2 separate regions of the Mus musculus genome follow, and region 2 is linked to region 1. A link is a loop called in an ENCODE intact Hi-C map of the cell type or tissue named here. Cell type or tissue: heart. All regions are shown on one strand. Each heading gives the region's core, and the rest is flanking DNA. Links, peaks and the distances in the headings are about the cores only. Region 1 holds the start of Ppif (peptidylprolyl isomerase F (cyclophilin F)). Region 2 holds the start of 4931406H21Rik (RIKEN cDNA 4931406H21 gene).

The links. Peaks named below come from ENCODE experiments on the same cell type or tissue, not always from the same donor. Only the 100,000 strongest peaks of a DNase experiment are listed, where the experiment ranks them.
Region 2: it touches region 1 in a loop (2.2-fold over the local background); 3 of 42 quality-filtered maps call a loop at or near these places.

What each region holds. Positions count from the first base shown.
Region 1 is chr14:25,689,228-25,697,653 of GRCm38, reverse strand. Ppif (peptidylprolyl isomerase F (cyclophilin F)) reads right to left here and starts at 3,484. Exons shown (of 6, transcript NM_134084.1): 1 at 3,231-3,484; 2 at 2,151-2,181; 3 at 1,562-1,650; 4 at 1-81. The coding sequence starts at 3,422. Ppifos (peptidylprolyl isomerase F, opposite strand) reads left to right here. Exons shown (of 3, transcript NR_028021.1): 3 at 1-1,298. In heart, for the core only: a CTCF peak has its summit at 3,599; DNase peaks (open chromatin) are centred at 1,139, 3,543 and 4,640; H3K4me3 peaks cover 2,441 bases; H3K27ac peaks cover 2,372 bases.
Region 2 is chr14:25,584,650-25,593,075 of GRCm38, reverse strand. All of the region lies in intron 6 of Zmiz1 (zinc finger, MIZ-type containing 1), which reads right to left. It overlaps Gm32497 (a long non-coding RNA gene), which reads left to right. Exons shown (of 4, transcript XR_003951081.1): 2 at 2,213-2,342; 3 at 2,594-2,748; 4 at 3,061-8,426. 4931406H21Rik (RIKEN cDNA 4931406H21 gene) reads right to left here and starts at 6,272. Exons shown (of 1, transcript NR_033492.1): 1 at 2,415-6,272. RefSeq lists an enhancer at 4,620-7,914. In heart, for the core only: no CTCF peak of the experiment used is centred there; DNase peaks (open chromatin) are centred at 3,875, 5,215, 6,045, 6,925 and 1 weaker place; H3K4me3 peaks cover 1,688 bases; H3K27ac peaks cover 5,691 bases.

The DNA of each region.
Region 1 (8,426 bases), core at 299-8,298:
CAGTGTGAAGTTCTCGTCGGGAAAGCGGCTTCCGTAGATGGACCTCCCTCCTGTGCCATTGTGGTTGGTGAAGTCGCCAGCCTGTACACAGAGGACCTTGTCACTAATTACCACAGCTGGCAGAGGGACAAGGGTCCCCTAGGAAGACAGCCCTCAACGCTCTCAAGGCTCGCCCTCAGGCAAAAGGGCCAACAAAACTAAAACCAAGCTTCTGCATTTGTAACCATGCCGTAACAAGTCTGGTTTCTGAACAAAAAGTATCCTGTCTGAGCTAGTTTTTTTCTGTAAACCTCAAGAAACGTGCCTGAGCTATTCAGATTCTCAACCCACAATTCCTAAGAGGACCACAAGCAGGTGACCAGGGGTCCTGTTCTCAGAGCCAGGCAGTAGGAGACAACCAGTTCCCCGCCCGAATCCTCTTCTATGCTCCAGCATCACCCTCCCAAAGCCCAACAGCTTTGTAGACACATGCTCCATGGGGGTAGGTGCTTTTCTCAGAGCCTGCTCAGTGTCGGAGGACATTTTTGTGCACTGTGTACTCAATCGCTGATTTCTGTATTCAGATTCTGGTTGCCGTCTGGATTTTGGTATTGTCATTATCATGACACATCTGACTCAGTATTTTGTAAAACACTGTACTCGATCACTAAAATAAAGAGCTGAACAGCCTGTAGCTCAGCAGAAGAAAAGGCGGGACTTGATGGCCAGAGAGAGGGAGAGGGTCTCAGAGGGGAGAAGGGGAGTTGCCATTGGGACATGAATGATGAAGGAGGTGCCAGGGTGAGACTAAAATGGCAGGTAACGAGCCACGTGGCTAGGAAGTAGTTTAAGGCCAGTATTATTGTGTTAGAATAGCTCAGATTCTGCCCAGTTATACTGCCTGAAGCCTTTAATAAATATAAAGGTCTCTGTGTCATTAATCAGAGCAAGGGTGGGCTTAAGAAAGTCCTAACTTTTACAGTCCAGACAGCCTAGGAAGGACCTCCCTGCAATTCTTGCCCAGAAGAGTATAGGAACACTTCTATGCCACAGCCACAGCTCCGCCTACCTCTCCTTCACTTTGTCACAACCAATGTGTAACCAAAGCACTGTAGAGTGACAGTAGGCACAGCTCCAACCCACTGCTGCTTGGCTCCAGTGGAGAGAACAGGCAGAGAGGACTTCAGAGAGGCCAAGACATCCATGCCTGCCTCAAGCTCTCCTCAACCTCCAACCTCGAGTCTGCCCATGAGGGTTTTGCTGCCAACACCTAGCCTGAAACCTGATGCAGCAATACTGGGAAGGCACCTCCAAGTCCCAGCATGTGTAATGATGATTTAGCCATCTTATCCCCGCCCTGTCTCTTTTCCCATGCCCAGTGCTCAAGGGCACATGGAATACCAAGATTAGAGGCAGTCTAACTCCGATGGCCCTTCACAGCCTCAAGGTTCATCCCCACCAGCAGCCCTGTGCTGTGTCCCCTCCCTGCACCAGGGCCCAGCTCACCCACCAGTGAGCCCAATTACTCCCTGGACATTTACACTGCCGGTTCCACTCACAGCAGAGGCCATGTTCCTGTTACCTGGCACATGAAGGCTGGGATCACCCTGTGGAAGGTGGAGCCTTTGTAGCCAAAGCCCTTCTCACCAGTGCATAGGGCTCTGAAGTTCTCTGAAGAAAGAGAGAGAGAGAGAGAGAGAGAGAGAGAGAGAGGCAGGCAGGTTAGGGGCAGGCAATCTTCCCTGCCGATCCCCCAGGTGAGCTACCTGTGGAAAGGCCCTGCCCCTCTTCCTGAGTCCATTCCTGATCACTTTTCTGTCTTGAGCCAGTGTGAAGCGCTGTGACTAGAATCCAAGCTCTAAGCTGCGCCAGCTGGGATAACAAAGCAAAGAGCCCAAACACTTTACCTAACCCTGCCCTGTGCTGTCATGGAGAAGTGGGAGGAAGCTATCAATGAGAGCTTACATGGGCCTTCCCCTGGTTCTGAGATGTCTAGCTACTTTCAGACTGGTTAGCAGAGTTGACAACAAGGTCCAGAGAGGGACAAAAGGCTGCCTCAGGGTACTCATCAGCTGTGCTTAGGTTGAGACTCCCATATGGTCATAATCTAAGTCCTAACTCCATGCCAAGCCCACCAGCCTTGCCGGGCTCACTTTCCACGTAAGCCTTACCTGCAGTCTTTGGCACGACATCTGCCTTTAACTATGGTGAAGGAAAAGGAACAGAAAAGGATGGTCAGTCCAGAAGCAGGTGCAAAAAAGATCCCCCTCACCATTCACACCCAGAGGCCAGGGCATCATGACAAAGAAGAACAGGGCCATTCCCTTCCATGACCACCAACCCTCCTCGGAACTGCCAAAGCCACTATCGTTTCTGCCAGCTGCTTCCTGAACCCAACCAAAGCTTGCTTGAGACAGCCTTAGTTTCTTATCCGAAGAAACTAGTGCCATCCTGGCCCACTTCCGGGACAGAAATGTCAGCTGGAGGCCCTCGGCATGAGTCCCTGGACCAAGAGTAAGTATCACATTAGAATTAGCTGACCTTCCTCAGTGCTGGGGGAAACTGAGGCTCACAGAAGGGAAGGAGGGGACCGTCATCCAAGCCTGCCTCATGCCTCTCAACTTCTCTTAAGAATCCCTCTTCACCAAACAGAGTTGGGGAGGTACTCCTCATTTTCCAAACGAGGAAAATGAGGCATAATAAAAAATGCCAGCTCCCCTCCCCCAGTAGATCGGCAGTCTAACTGGTACCTTTGTTCAAAGCAGAACAGCCTAAAGGCTCCTGGGATGGCCTCCTGATAACCTTGGTGTCTGTTTCCTACTTTTCTTTTTAAGGGTCAAATCTCAGGGAATGGAGAGGGCTTGGGCAGCCAGAACCTTCTCACTTGCATTCCCTGTGTCTCCTCTTAGGCAACCAGGCCTTGGGGGCGGATCCGGAGTGCGCTCAGGCCACCACGTGAGCACCTGGCAACACCTGGACCTCAGCTACCCACCCCAGAGCTCTGGGTCCAACCTCGGACGCAGAGGGTCTAGGAAGCCCAACGTCGGTCCAGGCCGGTCAGTGGGCTGTCACTCAGTACGATCTGACCTTGACCTTTTCCTCCACACCCCCCAGGGTTTTGAAAAGCCCCGAACGGACCAAGCTGATGCCGCCTCTTCTGAGAGAGGGAAACTGAGGCTCAAGGTCACCTGATGTGCCAGGCACAGTACAGGGCCCGGGAAGTCCAGGTTTTCCAAATGTCCAAGCCTCACCTCCAGCACCACGCGGCCGAGCGGCTGTCCATCGGCGCCCACGTCCAAGTACACGAGCGGGTTCCCGGAGGAAGAGTTCGCGCCGCGGGCTCCGCCGTCGCTGCAGGTACGGGTCGCGGAGAGGAGCAGCGGCGCGGAGCGCGGGCCGGAGAGCAGACCGAGCAGGCGGGGGCCGCAACGCAGCGCTAGCATCGCTGTCGCGGGTCGGGCGAGGGCGCGCGGAAGAACTCAGAGCAGACACAGGCAAGGTCGTACGACCCAGGAAGCGATACCTAGGCCGCGCGCCGCCGCCTTTATTGGTCGGCTGGCTTCGAGACCACGCCCCCCTCCACGCCTCCGCCGCGCCCCCTCGGAACCTGTTCGCTAGCGTCCCCTGCCGGTTGCCGCTGGCAGCGTAATCGGCTCGTGCGTTGTGCCCCGCCCTCCATCCCTACACACTGAGCCGGAAGTCCTTTGAAAGTGCTTCTAGATCAAGAGAAAGGTTGATCCTGAGATTCAGAAAGACGTGGGGGGGTGTAGGTGGGGGAATCTGAGGTGGCTCAGAAAGGGAGAGATAACAGAAAGAACAGAGAAGCAGAGATACAGTCTAAGACACCCACAAGGTGACCTCAGGCTGCCGGCTCCAGGGCTGAGTTTGTCTCCTTTTGCTTCTAGAGACCAGATCCTCCGCCAGGACTGAAAATACAGTTTGCCGAACCAATAGTGCATCTGCCAGGCCTCAGTCCCAGCCCACTCTGACAGCCCTTGTCTGTTCCCACCACCTCCAGCCAGGCCAGCAGAGTGCGGGGCTAGATTTACACCCCCTGGAATGCCCCCTAGATTTACATTCACCTGGAATAAACTTCCTTGCCAACTGCACCACACCTGCAGGTAACTTCCTAAGCAACCATTCTCTAGGGATGCCAGGAAGTTGGCAGTGTGTGATATAAAAGGAAAGGAGCCTGCAGAAGAGCCACAGGCAGGACTTTAAACCCTGGTGCACTGGGCACAGCACCAGCCTGGGAATCAAATGAATGCCAGCCAGCGAGAGCATGTGAGCCAACACAGTTAGGAAACTGAGGCTCAGAAAGAGAAAAAGGCTCTAACTAGGGCTAGAAAACCCTGGTTCCCTACTGCTGGATTCAGCCAGTCCTGCAACCAAGGAAGCGATGAGAAATTACCCTGCTTTCTACTCATACCTGTTCTGAGGATAAACAAACAAGAGAGAGAAGCATTTGTTAACTGTTAAATGCTGTTCTGTGTTCAACAGCGATGGGCATAGCCTAGACTGTGTGCTCAGAGCATAGCGGGGAATCTCCAGTGCAAGGTCCCAAGGTCCTGAGAGGCGGGAGCAGGAAAGGAGCTGAGAGCCTTAGGAGCCGGGGAGCCTGGCCTGTCCCACCCAAGATTCAGTTGGGGGGTGTGTGTGTGTGGAGAAGCCATGCTGGTCCAAGTAGTCTATGAAATCAGGGCATGCTCCCCGCCTCACACATGGCAGCCTGAACCCTCTTGTGATGGTCCACAGCTCTCTGCTTTGTGCTACTGGCCTTGATGGGTTGTATACCAGTCCCTAGTCTAGGGTGGGTCTCACCCAACCCCACATAGGGCCCCGTCTTTTCTTGTCAGTGTGTATCAAAGGGAGCTGCCTGCAAGGGGAACTCACTTGCCCTCCGCTCTGCCTGAGCCATTGGCACATTTTCTAAAATCTATGCAACAGCAGTGCACACTTAGACTGGAAGGGAGTGGAGAGGAACCACCACACATGCCCTGCTAGGAAGCATCCACAAGTCCCAGGCTTTCTGTAGCCCATCGACTCCTGTAGGTCTTGACTCCTATTGGTCTAACATACCTCAAATTGGAGCTGTGGAAACTTGTTGTCCTGAGCCTGCAGAGGTGAGGATGGAGCTCCTGCTGTGTTAAAGTATGCAGATCCCACCCCAGAAGAGAAGGAGCCTTCATTCACAAGACTCCTTCCCAGCCTCAGACCTTCCTCATGGCTTAGCATGTGGCCCAAGAAGCAGCTCTCTTTCCCACCCCCCACACTGTGGCAGTGACTTGTCAAAGGGAGTGTGTTTGGCTGAGACCAACCTGTCTGACTTCACGGTCACTGTTACTGCTTGCCAGACCCTCCTGACAGTCATCATGGATCTAGACTGGGAAAGGGCAGGAGAAAAGCCTTGGAGGACAGTGTAGGAAAACAGAAAATACCGTAACTAGGAGCCCAGGAGACAGGGGAGGTGACTTCCATCTCGGAAAATAAGCCTGGACGTGACCACTCCTGGGTACAACAGGGACACAAGGTTGTGAAGAGGTTATCCCAAGAGCGAAGGATGAGCCTACAACAGCCCTGGCTGGGCTTAGTCAGGGCATCCTTGAGGAAAGGCTGTGATCTTAAACAAAAACGGAAAAACGCCAGGAGAGGACCATCACAGAGGTCTCTAACGGCCAGGCTGAGGCCCGATGTCATGGGTAGCACTGGGGAGTCAAAGACGGTACAGTGCTCCCTTGTCTACCTGCCTTCCCTCATGTTACTTCTTCCAGCTCTTTGGCAAACACATTAGCACGCCCCTTGTGTGAGCCAGAGACTGATTCCATCTTCACCACGGGCTGGATTCTGACGTCGTTCTTCCCCTGCCCTGTCCTCAGTTGGTCTCTGGAGAGGCAGTCCTCAAGCTAAGCTGTGTACAGCTAAGCATATGCCCGGCCCTGAAGACACTGGGCCCAGATGAGACTACATACTCTGCTGGTTCCCCAGCTGCTGATTTCTCCCCAAATGTTCAGGTGGCTTCTTATTCACGAGTACTGACAGTTGATGTCCCCTAGGACCCTGGGACAACTTGCTTGGACCTCATAGCACCAAGAAGCAGTCAGGAGAGATTGGGATCAAACTTGTGTCCTGGGGTTGCAAACTCAGGTGCCCATGGGAGCCAGGAGTAATGCAAGCTGGCAAAGACCAGAAGTGGGTAGAAAATAAATGCTGTCTGAGTGGCTGAGGCATGCTTCCCCTCCAGAGGTGGGACCATGGGAGCAGTCAGCTAGGCCCTCACAGAAGAGCAGAACACTTGAAGTTTCCAACAATTTAAGAATGTAGGGGCTGGTGAGATGGTTCAGTGGGTAAGAGCACGACTGCTCTTCCAAAGGTACTGAGTTCAAATCCCAGCAACCACATGGTGGCTCACAACCACCCATAATGAGATCTGATTAGAATAAGTTCACTGTAGCTGTCTTCTGGTGCGTTTGAAGACAGCTACAGTGAACTTATTCTAATAAATAAATCTTTGGCCGGAGCAAGTGGGGTTGGCTAGAGCAAGCAGAGGTCCTAAGTTCAATTCCCAACAATCACATGAAGGCTCACAACCATCTGTACAACTACAGTGTGTACTCATATACATAAAATAAAAAAAAAACAAAAGAAATAAACCTTAGGAACAACAATGATAAAAATTCTTTAAAAAATGTATATGTATACGTGTATCTCTGTATGGGTATGCACACATGAAGGTGCCCATAGTGGCCAGAAGAGGACATCAGATCCCCTGGACAACTGTAAGCGACCTAATTTGGGTGCTAAAAACTGAACTTGGGTCCTCTAGAAGAACAGCAAGTTCTCTCGATGCATCTCTCCAGAACCCCTCTTATAAATCAGGGTTTCATGTAGCCCAGGCTAACTTCAATCATGCTGTTTAATCAATGATGATTTGAATTTCTGACTCTCCTGTCTCCCTGATGAATGCTGGGATTACATATGTGCACCGCACATCTGGTTTAAATGCTGTTGGGGATTGAAGCTCAGGGCTTGCGAGTGCCCGTGAAGCACTATACCAACTGAGCCACAGTGGAAACTATTTCTTCTCTCTCTTTTTCTTTTCTATCTTTGTTTTGTTTTGTTTTGTTTTGTTTTCTTCTTCTTTGGTTGCTTGAGACAGGGGTCTTGCTGTATAGCCCTGAATGGCCTATAGCTCACTAAATATATCAGGTTGACCTTGAATGTACATAAATTCTCCTGCCTGTGCCTCCCAAGTACAGGGATTTCAGGTGTTTGCCTCCTCATTCAGCTTGGGAATTAATTTTAATATAAGATGAAATAAGAGCCATGGAAACATATCCACCACATATCTACCACTATTCTCCACATATCCTCCACATATCTACATATCCACCACATATCTGTATATCCACTACATAGCCACCACATTTCTACCACATACCCATCCTATATCCACCACATATTCTCCACATATCCACCACATATCTACATACCCACCACATATTCACCACATATTCACATATCTACCACATATCTACATATCCACCACATATCCATAGGCAGGTGCTGGGCAGTGTGATGCATGAGGGTGTGTGAGTACTGTGGCTATCATATAGACTGGGATTGTCTAGAGAGGCAGTGCAGGAAGCACTGGAGCGACAATGGGTGCCCTAAATAGGCACAGGGTGTGGCTTCATCCTGAAGGCTGTTTAAATCCACAAAGGTGTTTTGTTTGTTTTGGCTTCTTTGAGCCTCAGTTTCTGCACCTGTGTAGAGGAGTTGGTTGTATCTTTTTCAGAGGATTGCTTTTGTTACATAGAATGGAACTTGAATAGAACAGGGGCTCTATGAATGAATGAATGAGTGAATGAGTGAGTGAGTGTATGAATGAATGAATGAATGAATGAATGAATACCTTCCTGTCCAGACTGACAGAAGAATCAGGGAGGTGAAGGTTTTGTTGTTATCAGTGGTTTCTTTGTTTTTTGAGAAAGTCTCATCACACTATATAACCTACTCCAGCTCAAATGTGTGATCCTCCTGTCCCTGAGCACTAGGATCATAGGGTGTCCCACCATGTCTGGATGGAAGAGTGGATCTGAAGGCAGACACTGTGACCTTAGGTGTGATTCTTCGTGGTTTTACCATAGATTTTTGCTCCTTTCGCCCATGGCTCCCTTAGGGGCGTCTGAAGTCCAGCCTCAGCCCACCTTGCACATCAAAGTTTAAGGCTCTGCACATGCAAGTGTAGAATTCAGCCTTATTCACCCACAGGCAGTAAGGCCAGCTGGCCTGGGCTGCATGCTCATTTCATGGAGGATACATCGGGAGCTCTATGTTGGAGCTAGAAGAGACTACATAGGAGCCAGCTTTGGCTCAGCTACCCAGAGCTCTATCCATTGTATAAAAGAAAGTTGTACTGAAAAAAAAGTCGTTCTTCCCACCCCTAC
Region 2 (8,426 bases), core at 311-8,310, 100 kb after region 1:
GGGACACCTGTGGACACAGCTCTGCCTCCCACACCAGGCTCAGACTCCTGGTCATGAAGAGAGGAGATACACACTGAACTTCATGGAAATCTGTAGCCCAGGCCTCTCTGGACTTGGTGTCATAGGAAGTGCCCACTCTTATGCCTGGTATTTAGTCCCCCTGACCTCCAGATGGGTGAAGCTAGCATTAACTTGCAACCGATGCAAACAGGTCCTTTGCTCTTCAGCCCCCAGCTTTGTGTTCCCCCTAAGGATACTAGGTACCCCAGGAGACTGGATTTCAGCGTGCTGGGTAAATTTGCTAACACATAGCCATCACCAGACAATAAGGCTTTGTTCTAAGCATCCTGTGCAGACTGATCAGCTCAAAACCTGTGACCTCAAATACACACAAAGGTTGGTGACTTTTCCAAGGTTACACAGCTAGTAAGTAGGGGGCTGCGTGGCATTCAGAGCCAGACGGACTGCTTCTGAGTCTGCACGTTTAACTGTTTCTCTTCTCTCTGCACTAGTTTAGTGATTGTTAGAGTTCTTGACGTCAATTAGGGCCAGCCCAGACTCTCTGTGCCTCACCCTGAGTATCAAAGGACCCCAAAGATGGGAAGGTGTCAGAGACAAAGTGCAGGCCACCTGGATAGCTTGAGTCATTAGCATTTTTTATTATTTATTGTTTATTATTTGTTTGTTTGTGTAGCCCAGGTTGGCCTTGAACTTGTTATCCTCCAGCTGGCCCATATTCCTTGTTCTTTACATTTATGGTATTTCTTTGTGTCTATGTGAGGGTGTGTACACACATACATGTGGGGGTCAGAGGACGACATGCAGCAGTTGGTTTTCTCCATGTACCATGTCGGCTCTAGGGATGGAACTCAGGCTGCTAGGCTTAGTGACAGGTACCTTTATCCACTCAGTCATCATGCCTTATAACCACTGTCCGCTCCCTCGCTTCCAGACCTGAGTGTCTGTCTGTCTGTCTGTCTGTCTGTCTGTCTGTCTGTCGGATCTTACTATTTAGCCCTGCTGACCTGAAACTCTCTTCACAGATCAAGCTGGTCTCAAACTCACAGAGATTTGCTTCTGCCTCCTGAGAGCAGGGTTATGGATTTGTTTTGTTTTTGGTTCTTCTCAACAGGGTGTCACTATGTAGATCTGGCTGTCCTGGAACTCACTGTGTAGACCAGGCTGGTCTCATGGATCTGCCTGCCTCTGCCTCCTGAGTGCTGGGATTAAACGTGTCTGCCACCATGTTTGTTTTGTTTTTTAAAAATCTCTCTGTCTCTGTCTCTCTTTCTTTATAATATGTGTGGTTATATGTGTGTAACCATAATATGCATGTTATAGCACACACGTGGAGGTCAGAGAACATTCTTAAATGGTGCTCTTTGCCTTTCACCTCATTTGAGAAACTGCAATATCAAAAGCTTCCAGGTTACTCTTGTCTTGATCTCCCATCTTGTACCAGGAACACTTGGATTACAGACAAGTGTTGCTCTGCTCATCTGTATGTGGCTGCTGGGAATTAGAACTCAGGTTTTCATTTTCTCTTAGCAAGTGATACTTCAGAGCCATCTCCTAAACCTCCCTCTTTTTTTTTTTTTTAAAGATTTATTTATTTATTATATGTAAGTACACTGTAGCTGTCCTCAGACACTCCAGAAGAAGGCGCCAGATCTTGTTACGGATGGTTGTGAGCCACCATATGGTTGCTGGGAATTGAACTCATGACCTTCAGAAGAGCAGTCAGTGTTCTTAACCGCTGAGCCATCTCTCCAGCCCCAATCTCCCTCCTTTTTAAGACAAGGTTTCATACAACCCCGGCCAACCCTGGCTGGCCTCATCAAGTATTTACTTTGCTGAGACTGGCCTTGAACTCCTGACCTTCCTGCATTAGCATCCCAAAGGCTGGGATTACAAGTATTCACCACCACACCCAACAGATATTCTTGCTTGAGTCACAGATCTGTCTCACATTAGTTAACCTTTCTCAACTGCAACCGGCTCACCTACACCAGGCAATGGGTGTGAACCGCTGGGGTCAGGACAAGGGATGAATGGCAACTGCCCACTGATCTAAGGTTTGCTGTGTTGTGGCTGAAAGGGGATATAAACTAGATTTTCTCCTAATCCAGATGCCCTTTCCTGACCTACCCTGGCTGTAAATCTAAACAGGCAAGATAGATAATAACTGCTGATTCTTGTCTGTCTCTTCCAGAAGGTATTTACGAGACTGTCGGCTTGCAACACTCGGAGAAAAAGTTCCCATACTAACTTGCTCACTGCCTGGCAAGCCCTGGATCCATTTCTCCCTCCTGTCCTGGAGTCCCTGAGAATCCCTCCTCTCGGTGAGAATGCAAAGCCTGCTTTAAGATCAAAGCCCTGGCTTACTTGATCCTCTCACCCGTTCTTCCTTTTTAGCACTATTGGCTGTGGTTGGCTTTATTAAGCTATACCTCCTTGAGGTACCAGGGAACATCAGAGGGGGGCTGTTTGGCAGGACCTCTGTCCTGAGAACACCTTTGTGTTGGGAAGCTGGGGGCTGGTATAGAAAGGAGTCACCCATAGGGTGACAGTGCTTTTGGTTCTGCTTTCTCAGAGCAATGTTCTAGCTTCTTGGGCCCCTTACATCCTGCAGAGAAGCAAAGATGGCCTGGCTGGAGTTCTGGTCTTACTTCTGTCCCTGATACCCAGAGAACTTGTTTTTGCCTTCAAGCCTGCCTTGGGGATTCTTGGAGTGGGACCTGCAGTCTGGTAAACAGCTGTGGTGGGTGTGGTGCTCCTTCTGTCACCCACAGAGTAGAAGCATTCATTTATTTCAAACCTCAATAGCTTGGGTGCTCTCTCCCTCTCTGTGTCTCTGTCTCTCTCTCTGCATCTTCAGCCTGTGCTTTCAGTGGGACCGGCACTGGAATCCCATCAGTCTTTCCTGTTTGGTATTTTTCATGCTGAGCAGCACCGAGCATCCCCTGACTCTTCCTCCCTCTTGCACCTGTGAAATGGTGCAGATGCCTTAGATGGTGGGGGAACTTGAGGCTGGATGGAATAAGTGTCCATCATCCACAGGTCATGACCCACAGGATGGCTCACAGGGCTCCAGGCCCCCACAAGAAAACTATTGTTCAACGGAGACTCAGGAAGTGGCTTTCATCGTCTTGACAGTTTCTGAATGTGGCAAGGGGTGGCTACTCTACTGGGATAAGTAGTTCTCTAGGCAGTGGCATCTAGTTCTTTTTTTACAACCCCCTGTGTAGAAGCCAAATGAATAAAGCAAAACTCTCAGTATGCAGTCATAATTTGTCTAGCCTGGAGCCTGTCCAGGAGATGAGAAGGCTGCAGGGGACTGTGGCAGGGACAGTCCCACGCTAGGCACCGTGAGCGCCTTATCTGCTCTCTGCCACGCAGCACACACTGACCTAGCACGTGGCTTTTGCCCCTAGGCAGAGCTACCTGTGTGTTGGAAGGCTAGCCCATCCTCTCCATCCCTCACCCCAGACAGCCCTCAAGTAAGGATGGAGAAGGGACTAAGCGATGGTGACTAAGTACTTCTTCTGTGGCTCCTCACTGGTGAGAGTGAGGGGGTGAGTAACAGAGCCGCAGGCAGGCTGAGCCCCAGGAGCCCATGGCACATACCATGCCTAACAGCCACACTTCGCTGCGGTCTCTCCCTCTCACCCATGCTCCTACTTCTCTACAGTTTAGCTGGAGCCTTGACCTCCCCCACCACACACATCCTGGATCCCTTCCCCTCTACTCGCAGGCGCCAGTGCCTGGACTTCTATGCAGAAAGCTCAAGCCCTGCATCATCTGGTAGGGTCACAGCTGCAGATGTAGACACCTCCTACCGTGGGTGGATGCCCTCATCCCCTCCCTATCCCCTTCAGCCTCTTGGTTTGGATGGGCTTAGAAAGTAGACACCTGGCTGAGCCCCAGGCAGCCCTGGCCTTGCACAAGTCTCTCTCGTAGGGCGGGGAGAGATGAGCTAATTCTGTGAGAGGCAGGAAGAATGGCCTTCTGACAAGAAGAGGCCTGTCCCCTCTGGCTCTTGGGGCACTATTGCAAGCTGCCTGTATAGAGAAACAGCTGAGCCGCCTAGGAGTTGCTTCTGTTCTGAACACCCCTAACAACTCCAATGAGCTCCGAAGGAATAGAGGGAAGGGTGGGAACACACCCACCTCCTTTGTAGTTGATAGATCTTGTAAGTCAATATTTTGGGACAGTGCTTATTTTCTGTGCCTAGTGTACTCAAGGGCAGCTTCTGTACCTGACAACTCTAAAACTAACTAACTAACTAACTAACTAACTAACTAACTAACTCTCTCTCTCTTTCACACACACGCATACACACACACTTACATGCTTTCTCCCTGTCTCTGCTACCTCTGTCTCTGTCTCTCTCTCTCACTCTCTCACACACACATTCCTAAATAAATAAAAACAATCTGCTCAGTCTATATAGTGCTACTTATACAGATGTTTTGAGGGCTGACCACTTAGTGTTGGACGGCCATTCGGTATGCTCTTCCTTGGTAAGCTGGTTGGTGTTTTTAAAAGGTTAACCTGACGACATCCCAGGCATTCCCACATGGCCCTTGTTTTTAGTGGCCACTGTGGCCATGGAGAAACTCAGCCCTTTCCCTGAGTGCAATGCTCTTCCCACATCTGCCTGCTTTCTAACACAGCTCTGCCTCTTCTCCAAAGTGAGGTTTTAATACCCTGGGGATCATCCAACTGCCCTCCCCCCAGTTCCTTAGCCTGGGAATGCTGGGCCCACAAGTTTCCTCCCACTGGTCCTCTTTGTTGAAGAGCAGAGCAAGGTTACAGGAGCCCATGGCACAGCCCTCAGCGAGATGGGAGTTGGGGGAACCAGGGTCATTGCCCCAGTCTTCCTGGGTCACTCAGGAGGAGGGATAGCTTCCTGGGGCCCAAACTGGACTCGCTTTCAAGCAAATTCTGTCACTAGCACTGAGAACTATAGGGCTGGAGTCTGTCTGTCCCTCTCAGAGCCTCGATTTCCTCCTCTGTAAATGGGTGTGCTAACAACAGAGCCCCAGTGACCTCTCCCATGGCACAGAGAACACAGGTTTTGGCCACAACACATATCTGATGGTTAGTCAGTTCCCACAGGCTGGCAGTAAAATCCAGAGCCATTTCCATGGGATCTGGCCTGGGAGGGGCGAAGGCCCGGCAGAAGGAAGGAAGCCAAGCCCTCCCCCACAGCCCAGCTCTGCAGAGTTCACATGGGGGTGGGGGTGGGGATGGTGTCCAGGAGGAAGTCTGTCCCTGGCCTTGAGAAGGTGCCCCAGCCTGCCAGGCAGGCTGGTGTTTCAAGGACAAGGCCTTGCCTTCCTGCTATCTCTGGGGGAACTGGCAGCCACTAACAAATCCCCTGCAATCTGCACCCACCAATCCTGCCTGCTCGCTGGGCAGCCAAGAGCCGTTTTTCACGGGGAGCTGCACACAGCTTTGTCTTAGAGAGACAGCTCTGGCGGGTGCCCCTGAATGGGGCTATTTGTCCTCCATGCTGAAGGGAAGGCAGCTGAATGCTCTGTTGGGGTGGGCAGAGGCAGAGAGGGTGGAGAAAGGCTATGGGGGAGGGTGAAGGTAGAGATAGCAGCCACGACACTATGAGAGACCAGAAGTGCTGTCCACCACGGAGGTGTCTCAGAGTCACCATGCAGCTCGGTGAGTGCAAAAAAAAATCTTGTTTCCACAGCAATGGGACACTGGTATATGACCGGCCTTCCCTGGTGTAAAGAGCCCTGGCTGGTAGAAGTTGAAATGACCTGACTGGTTTTGGGTGCCTTTGTCCCATCCCAGCCCCACGACAAATTAACTACGGGGCTGCCACACTAGTGCCGTAGAAGGCCCCATTCCAGCCCCTATCCCTGAACTGAGAGCTCTAGAGTGAGACCCAGTATCTCTTAAGAGCCTCTTCCACAGATCACAGGCAGAGAGAGGCAAGGCATGTCTCAGTGTCTCCACTAAGACCAGCTGACATCTGACAGGCACATGACTCATTAGGGAAACAGAGCAGGCATGCATCTGGGGACTTAAAGCCAGCAAGCGACATTATTTCCACTCCCGTTCTGGGACCTGGGCTGCTGTACTGGAAGGTGTGCTTAGAACAGAGGTCAGAGGTCAGAGAACCCAGTAGACTTTACCCATCTTGGGGATGCAGACCCAAGGTTTCCATTCAAAGGATGCAGAACATCTGCGTGATGGTGCTACTCCACGAAGAGCAAGTAAGTGCACATAACTAACAGGCATGTCCTAAAACCACACAGCAGTCCCACGTCCACAGCCAGCTCTGGGCAGCCTGGCTGTGTTAAGATTGGCAAACACCCTCTGCCTGTCCCCACTTGAATCATTCCTCTGCCTCCTGTGGTCCCTTCTCCAAAAGCTTGCTGGTGCCTGTCAGGATGGCCTGGGTATTCTTGATGCCTCCCACAGTAGCTGGGTGCCTATTCTACCAATAGTCCCTTTAAACCACCCAAGCATCCAAGCATTGGCTATGCCAGGGAGAAAAAAGAAGACAAAAAAAAAAAAAAAAGCAGCTGGCACCCCCACCTGTGCCCCAGCCCCATTATGGATAGCTTGGGGCGCATCTTCCTTTCCTTTGGTCCCTGGGCTGCTTACCTTCTGGGCTCTGACATTCTCTATTCTGCTATTTCAACATGTGCTGGCTGCTCAGAGGGTCAGCTGAGGCTACATAGATCTATTCAAGCATAGACACCAGCGGAGGCATGCAGGCAACTCTTGGGGACCCTCGGACATGGCGACTGCCTGGTTTCTCGCTCCCATGTAGGCTGAACAGAAGGCTGAACCACTGAGTGAGCGCCCAAGAGGCTGACATTACAGTACAGCCTGCCAAGTTACTCTGGGCTGGCATGCGGTGGTGGAGGGGGCTGATGGGCATTGCTACAGCCTTGGAGGAGAGCCTGGGATGTGTCAGGTGCTGGGGGCTGGGCAGGTGACCTTCTATCTAGGAAGGGGTGGGGGGTGTGGGAGGGTGCAGCCGGCCCCTCAGGAGCCTCAAGATGAGGATGCAAGTGCATGTGCGCATGCGTGCTCCTGCTCCCGTGCGCGCAGAGGCTAAAGGCTGCAGCAGAACAAAGAGTTGGGGGCTGGGCATCAGAGGGCCCCACGTGGAGGCGGCTGCCTGGGCGGCTTGCTGTAGTGTCTGGGCTGTGCTCAGCTCTGCATTCCGTCTCTGTCTCTCTCATTTTCGTGCCATACAGTGCTGCCCCCAGGCCTGAGCCTGCTCACCGTCACCACCCTGCTCACTGCCACAACCACGCACACAGCCCAACTCTTTGGTAGCATTCTTGACAAAGCATCTCCCCTCACAACATGATCTCATTGCAGGGCCTTCTCAGGCCCCAGCCTGGCCTCCTGACAGGCGAGACAGAAGGCAGAAGGGTGGGAGAGGCGCCCATAGATGCAGCTAGTTGCGCGTGCACACACTGCTCAGCCATTCCGTAACAGTCATACACCACCCCCAGAACCCACACACATCTGTGAACACCTATAGGTCTCTGTGCACTGAAACCCCTCCACCATCACAGGACTCCTCAGGTACATGTGTTCATACTCAACAGTCAGACATACCAGGCATGAGCATACACGAGTATGCAAACAGACAGACAGACATGTGCATGTGCATGACATACAGCCACACACACAGAGATGCAGACCTTGTACACACATACCCATACAGTCAGACATACCAGGCATGAACATATATGATCATGCAAACACACATATATACATACATATACACATTACATACATATGTACATAAATACACACATAATACAATGTACACATGCATGACATACAGCCACACACAGACCATGTACATACCCACACAGCCAGAAATACCAGGCATGAATACACAGGGAGATGGCCTTGAACACACTTATAGCACTCCACACTCACAATGCACACATGCACGATACTTATAGCACTCGACACTCACAATGCACACAGGCACGATCCACAGCCACGAGACGCACATACTTCACATAAAGACACACATGCATGCACAGCCATACACATGTAGAGCCACATGTACCCAGTGTGGGGTTAAAGTCTGAGAGCAAGGAAACTCGGAAAGTCACAGAAAGTCAAGGAAGATAGATATGGCCAAGAATAATGAGGAAGGGACAGTCAGCAGAGGCCCTCAGGGAGGAAGGACAGCAACACTGCACAGGCAACTAGACAAAGTGGAGCCTAGGCAAATGGGGCAGACGGGGGGGGGGGGGGGGAGCAGCTGGGGTGCCATAGTCTCTGAGCACAGAGTGCCAGGACCAAGGCCTCTTGGGAGACTTAGGAAAGCCATGTGCACCAGAAGGGCAGGTTACATCTGGTCATGGACCCACTTATCCACAGAGCTAAGGGGGAGTGATGTGCATTTTGGGCGGAAAGGA